2 separate regions of the Mus musculus genome follow, and region 1 is linked to region 2. A link is a loop called in an ENCODE intact Hi-C map of the cell type or tissue named here. Cell type or tissue: gastrocnemius. All regions are shown on one strand. Links, peaks and the distances in the headings refer to the core of each region. The heading gives the core; the rest is flanking DNA. Region 1 holds the start of Cyp20a1 (cytochrome P450, family 20, subfamily a, polypeptide 1). Region 2 has its middle 23 kb from the start of Icos.

Evidence for each region. Hi-C counts contacts between places; a loop is a spot of excess contacts. Peaks named below come from ENCODE experiments on the same cell type or tissue, not always from the same donor. Only the 100,000 strongest peaks of a DNase experiment are listed, where the experiment ranks them.
Region 1: it touches region 2 in a loop (3-fold over the local background); 4 of 42 quality-filtered maps call a loop at or near these places.

What each region holds. Positions count from the first base shown.
Region 1 is chr1:60,342,002-60,344,815 of GRCm38, forward strand. Cyp20a1 (cytochrome P450, family 20, subfamily a, polypeptide 1) reads left to right here and starts at 1,299. Exons shown (of 13, transcript NM_030013.3): 1 at 1,299-1,456. The coding sequence starts at 1,385. In gastrocnemius, for the core only: a CTCF peak has its summit at 1,338; a DNase peak (open chromatin) is centred at 1,407; H3K4me3 peaks cover 1,980 bases; H3K27ac peaks cover 2,156 bases.
Region 2 is chr1:60,953,778-60,956,591 of GRCm38, forward strand. No RefSeq gene overlaps it. Among named protein-coding and RNA genes, the nearest start is that of Icos, 23 kb to the right of the region's middle. In gastrocnemius, for the core only: a CTCF peak has its summit at 1,290 (motif pointing left); no DNase peak of the experiment used is centred there; H3K27ac peaks cover 936 bases.

The sequences.
Region 1 (2,814 bases), core at 53-2,552, 610 kb before region 2:
CAGAGTTAAAAGCACAGCTCTTGCTGTGTGAGGTGGCCCATGCCTAAAATTTTAGCGACTTGTAAACTAAGACAAAATCAAACGTTTGAGGCCAACTTGAGCAATGTAGACAGCTTTGTCCCAAGACAGGAAAAAATGTGATTTCCAATCGACGAAATCTTGAGTGGAAGTATTGTTACAGCTTCAAAAAGATATGGCATGTTTTCAGTGAGGTATGATTCCTTCTTAAGCAGTAGTCATTACAGGAGCTCTAACTGCAATTCCAAATGACATGCCAAACGGTATCAAGAAAATTTGATATTCAAGCTATAAAATCTATAAATTGTTTTAGGATGCTTTCACTAAATGTAGTGCCAATAAGTATCAGGCTTTACCTTATACTAACCCATGTTAAAATTTCTGAGTTGGATAGAACAGAAGGATCTCAAATTACAGTAATGCTCTGACCAAGCAATGTTTGAAAAACATAAGCACACAACATTGCTTTGCCAGTGCTCAGTGCTTCCTAGAACGCCCAATAGTACCCTCCACTGGCTACTCTATATGGTATTATTTTGAATGAATTGATTTTGATTTAATGAGGCAGGAGCTCAGGTAACCTAGGAATTGGTTATGTAGTTGGAAATGACTAAACACTTGATTTTCTTGCCTCCACCTTCTGACGCTGGGATTACAAATGTGTGCCAACCAGCCAGGTTTATGTGGTGCTGGGGACTGAAGCCAGAACTTTGTACTAGAAAAGCAATCTACCTCCCCAGCCTCTGGTTTTCAGTTTTCCATAGAAGAAAATGGAGCTTGCTAAATTCAAGGAATTTATTGCAAATTATCAGTAACAGAAATCCTACCCACTGTCTGCCACCGTGGCCAGAAATCCTACCCAATGTCTGCTACCGTGGCTAACGCCTTTAATTCCAGCACCAGGAAGGCATCTATTAGTCAGAGGCCAGCCTGGTCTACATAGTTCCAATCTAGACAGGGATACATAGTCAGATCCTGTCAAAACACAGAAACCAGCCACGTTCACTGGAGCGCTTTTGAGCAATAAGGAGCATCTAACGGTGCCTAGCTCTTCAGCCATGCATGCAGGTGTCCAGGTGAGACTGGCTTCGGTTGTGAGTCCTACTTAAATGTACTTAAGTCTACTTTGTGCAAGCGGACTGGTGTCGCACGCAGCTTGATTCTAGCCAGGCCAGGGTGGGACCCGGGCCTGGAGGTTTCCTTGTGGCCTGTGAGTCGCCAGCAGACCAAGGGTGACGCCCAGCACGGGCGTGGCGGGGCGACCGCGGCTCCTATTCGCCGACCGCCTGAGGCCACCTCCCTCCCCAGCTGCGGGCGCCACCACGGAGCTCACGGCCGAGGACCGCGCGGGCGGGCGAGAGGAAGCATGCTGGACTTCGCCATCTTCGCCGTGACGTTCCTGCTGGCGCTGGTGGGAGCGGTGCTGTACCTCTACCCGGTAACTCCCAACTCGGGTTTCGGGGGTGCGCCTGCGCCGCGAGGACCTGGGCGGGCGGTCGGCCGGGAGCGCTTGCGGAAGAGCCACGTGGCTCCGCCCCGGCGTGCGTTCCCCGTGCGCATGAGTGCTGTGGTCGCTGAGCTGTGGTCCTGGGCGGGTCCCTCATTCTCCCTGTCCCGGACGGGTTTTGGGAGGTGGCGATCAATTCATTACCTTGGGTGACTTTGGAGACATTGACTTCTTCGAGCCCCAATCCCATTTGCTTCTACATCAGGGGAGAAACTCCTTCCATCTTTTCCTAGCATCCCCCTGCATATGCCCCGGCACCGTTGTTGGAATGGGCGAGCTGAGCTCCCCAACCCAAACTTTGTCCACCTGTCCTTTTCAGAGGGGAACCTCTCAAAACTCCGGAGTTACTGTTAAGGAACTTCCTTAAAGTGTATTGTATAAAGCTGGGCGTTGCATACATCTGTAATCCCAGCCCGGGGTGAGGAGGATGGGGTGGGAGCTCAAAGCTCACCCTGGACTACATCAAACCCTGTCTTTAAAAGAATATGTATGTACAAAGTGTGGTGGATTTATGGAAAAGTGGAAAGGTAGTGAACAGCCCCGGGTAGATGAATGGTGATGGAGATGCCCCTTAGAAGTGTCCTGTTCTGAGTTAGTGGTTGATTAGACTAATATAGAAACCACATACCTGAACTCCTGAGAAACAAAACACTGATATGAAGAAGTTGAGAGCTCAGGCCTTTCAAGAATAAGAGGACTGTGTCCTAGCCAACTGGAGCGAATGTAAAACCAGACCGGGAAGACAGATGGGTGTAAATGGCTGAAAAGCTATTCAAAGGACTTTTAAGTCTGCGTTCTACTGGAGGATTTCAATGGATAAGTGGCTATTTTAGTTTAAAGGAAAACTGGGAATGCTGTGTTGGGCCTGTAATCATAGCACTTGGATGGTGGAGGCAGGAGAGTTCAAGGGTTTCTTCCAAAATGGACCTGAGTTCTAGGCCAGTCTGGATCACATGAGCCCTTGTCTTAAATTTTAAAATTTGTATACTAGAAAAAAAATTAAAAATATATGTGGCAAAAAAATGTCTTCAATTCATTCCTTTTAAAAAATGCAAATCTTGGAATCAAGGGATTTTCAGCTTTAAAGGAGAACTTTAATTTGCAGGCTGGCCGTGTCTAATTCCCAGACACTCTGGGAGCTCTGGTGGGAGGATTGTAAGCTTGAAGCCATCTTGGGCAATGAATGTTGTGAGACCCCACTTCAGAACAATCCTAATATTATTAGTAAAGTTTTCTGATAGTCGTCCCGCTACTGTGTTAAGAACGGACTGTAATTATGGGGCTGAGGC
Region 2 (2,814 bases), core at 44-2,543:
TATTCATGTAGAGTGGTACAAATCATAGCCAGTCTCTGGGAAAGTCTTCTTGGTTCTCATGAAGGAAATTGCGACTTGTTTGCACAGAGCACCTACCTTGCGGATGTCATCCAATACTGTTGCTCGATTAAATTCACCCACAGACCGCTAGAGTGTGGAGGCCCTTAGAAAGGACTGTCTAGACCAGGGATTCCTCACTGGGGCTGCCTAAGATCATCAGGGAACACAGATATTCACATTATAATTCATAAGAGTAAATTCATAAGAGTAACAAAGTTATGAAGTAGGGATGAAATACGTTTATGGTTGGGGCCCACCACAGTATGAGGGTTGTAGGTTGAGAACCATTGCTCCAGACTAAAAGTTCCTAAACGATGAAAGTTTTAGAATTTTCTTCATAGGAAGTGTTCTACAATCTCTATCAGTAAGAAGTGTATCAAATGGGAGTTTTTCTCATGGGTGGTGGGGCTGGAGATGGAATCCAATGCAATCTGTTTCCCCCGGGATATAACTTCCTCAGTTACAGCTCCTGGCTCCTCTCTCAGAGCCTGGCCTTTGACTCTCATCTAACTCCCGAGGACATTTGAGACTTGCCTTTAATGTCTTTAGTAAATTATTAAGAAAAAATATGTTGATGGTGAATATTTGGTAACTTGCCATGCTGAAACTCTTTTTTTACTTTGCCTTAATGTATGTAAATGAAAATAACTTGCCTCTGGAATTTTGAAGGCATATCTTGCCAGTGTGATTTTATTTATTTATTTACTTATTTATCTATTTATTTTTGTGGGAAACATGTTTTTTTTTCTCTCCCTTTTAAAAAGTGTGTGTGTTTTCTTTGTGTATACGCGTCTTGTGTTTGCCCACCATATGCTTGCAGAGACCATAAGAAATCCCAGACTCCCTAGTGATGTAGTGACTAGCAGCTCACAGCTGCCTGAAGGCAACGAACCAAACTGAGGTTCTCTGGAAGAGCAGTGCATGCTCTTAATCGCTGAGCCATCTATCCAGTCTCCCCTTTCTTGTAGAAATTAATTTAAAAAAAAACCTCTATATGTTTCAATCTTTGCTTTTACTGCTTGTCATTATTTGCATTTTAAATAGACACGTGCATGTGTATCTATGCACATGAGTCATGCAGTTCCACTCCCCTCAACACTGGCATGCTAGTGAGCTACAGAGTCCTTTTCAGATCCCATTTCATGTACATAGTTCTGCACAGAAGGGGCTCTGCTTTCACAAAGCCATCACTACCATCAATACCTACCCTGTCCCTATAGGAGAGTGCCCCCTGCTGTTAGCCCTCATTAATACAGTTTTTTTCCATTTTAAATTGTTTCATTAACTGAAATTTTACCAGTTATTTCCTCATTAGTTTAATAATTATTTTTTCTTTAACACATAAAGAAAAAATTTCTGATTTGGAAGCAACATTTTAAGAGCTTAGAAGCTGTCATTTGATTCTTAGCAGAGTGTGCAAAGAATTGCATAAGTCTTTAGATTCACTAGAGGCGTGAGGTAATAGAATATGCATCAAACTTGTAAGGGCAGATACAGATAGGCATGTGCAGAGAGTCACTCTCTGTGTGGGAAGCCCTGAGTAGGACCCCAAGGGAGGCAATTTCAAAGCTTGTTAGGTACAAATATAACTCCAGACAACCAACCCAACATTTCAGAAAGCAAAGTTGGAAGACGGACAGCTCTTGTGCTTCAGACATATTTACGATAATCAAAACAGCATGCTTTGGCAAAACAACAGACAAAAAGATGAACAAAGCAGAAGAGAGATGAAGACACACAACTATAAAGCCAGGCAAAGATGATGTATGAGAAAAACTGAGCCGACCTTGATTGTGGGGATGGCTGTCCAGCTACAATAGCAAAGGCCCGAGAGCAAACAAGAGTCTGGATTTGATGTGGTTCAAGAGATCTCGGAAGGAGAGTGAGGAGAGAAACTACAGAATTATGTGCAGAAAATGCACCTGATAAAGGACTGTTGCCCAAAGTATAACAACAGCCGCTGCCCTCAAAATTCAACAATGAGAAAATATACGACCCAAATAAAAGTTTGGTAAAACCCCTGAGCTAATATTTCACACAGGAGAAACACAAATGGCAGGGCAGCTGCTCAGTATCATGCCACTGAGGAACTGCTCCTAAAAATGGATGCTCGGCCCGTTCAACGTCGAATTCAATGTTCAAAATACAGATTACCCTCAACACCTAGTGCTGGCAAAGATTTGAAACGACAGGGAATGACAGTCATTGCCAGCAGCATTTTAAAACGGTTATTGTCTTGTTGGAATTGAGTTAACTCAACATTGTCTTATTACGTAAGCCACACAGTCATAGTCTTTATTATATACAGCCTCATGAATCAAAAATTCATGTCTCCACAAAGATCCACATACCAATATTTATAGCAGCTTTATTCATAATAGACAGAACTCAAGAGAGAAAAATATCCTCTCATGGGAGGACAGACAATAACAACTATGGTAGATCCAGACACAGGGCCAAAAAGAGAGTGGATGGATGGCCCAGTGGTTAAAGCACTCGCCATGCAAGCACGAGAGTTTAGACTCCCCAAGCTTGTGTAAACGCTGGTGGGAGTGGTGGCCTGCCTGCAACTCCAGCCTCAAAGGCAGAGACTGGGGATCCCCTAAGCAAGCTGTCGGGGAGACTCTCCTATCTGCCGGCTCTAGGTTTGATGGAGAGACCCTGACTCAAAGAAGGTGGTTGAAGACTGACGAAGGAAATTTTTCCATATCAATCTTGGGCCTCTACATACATAGGTACATATATGCACATGCA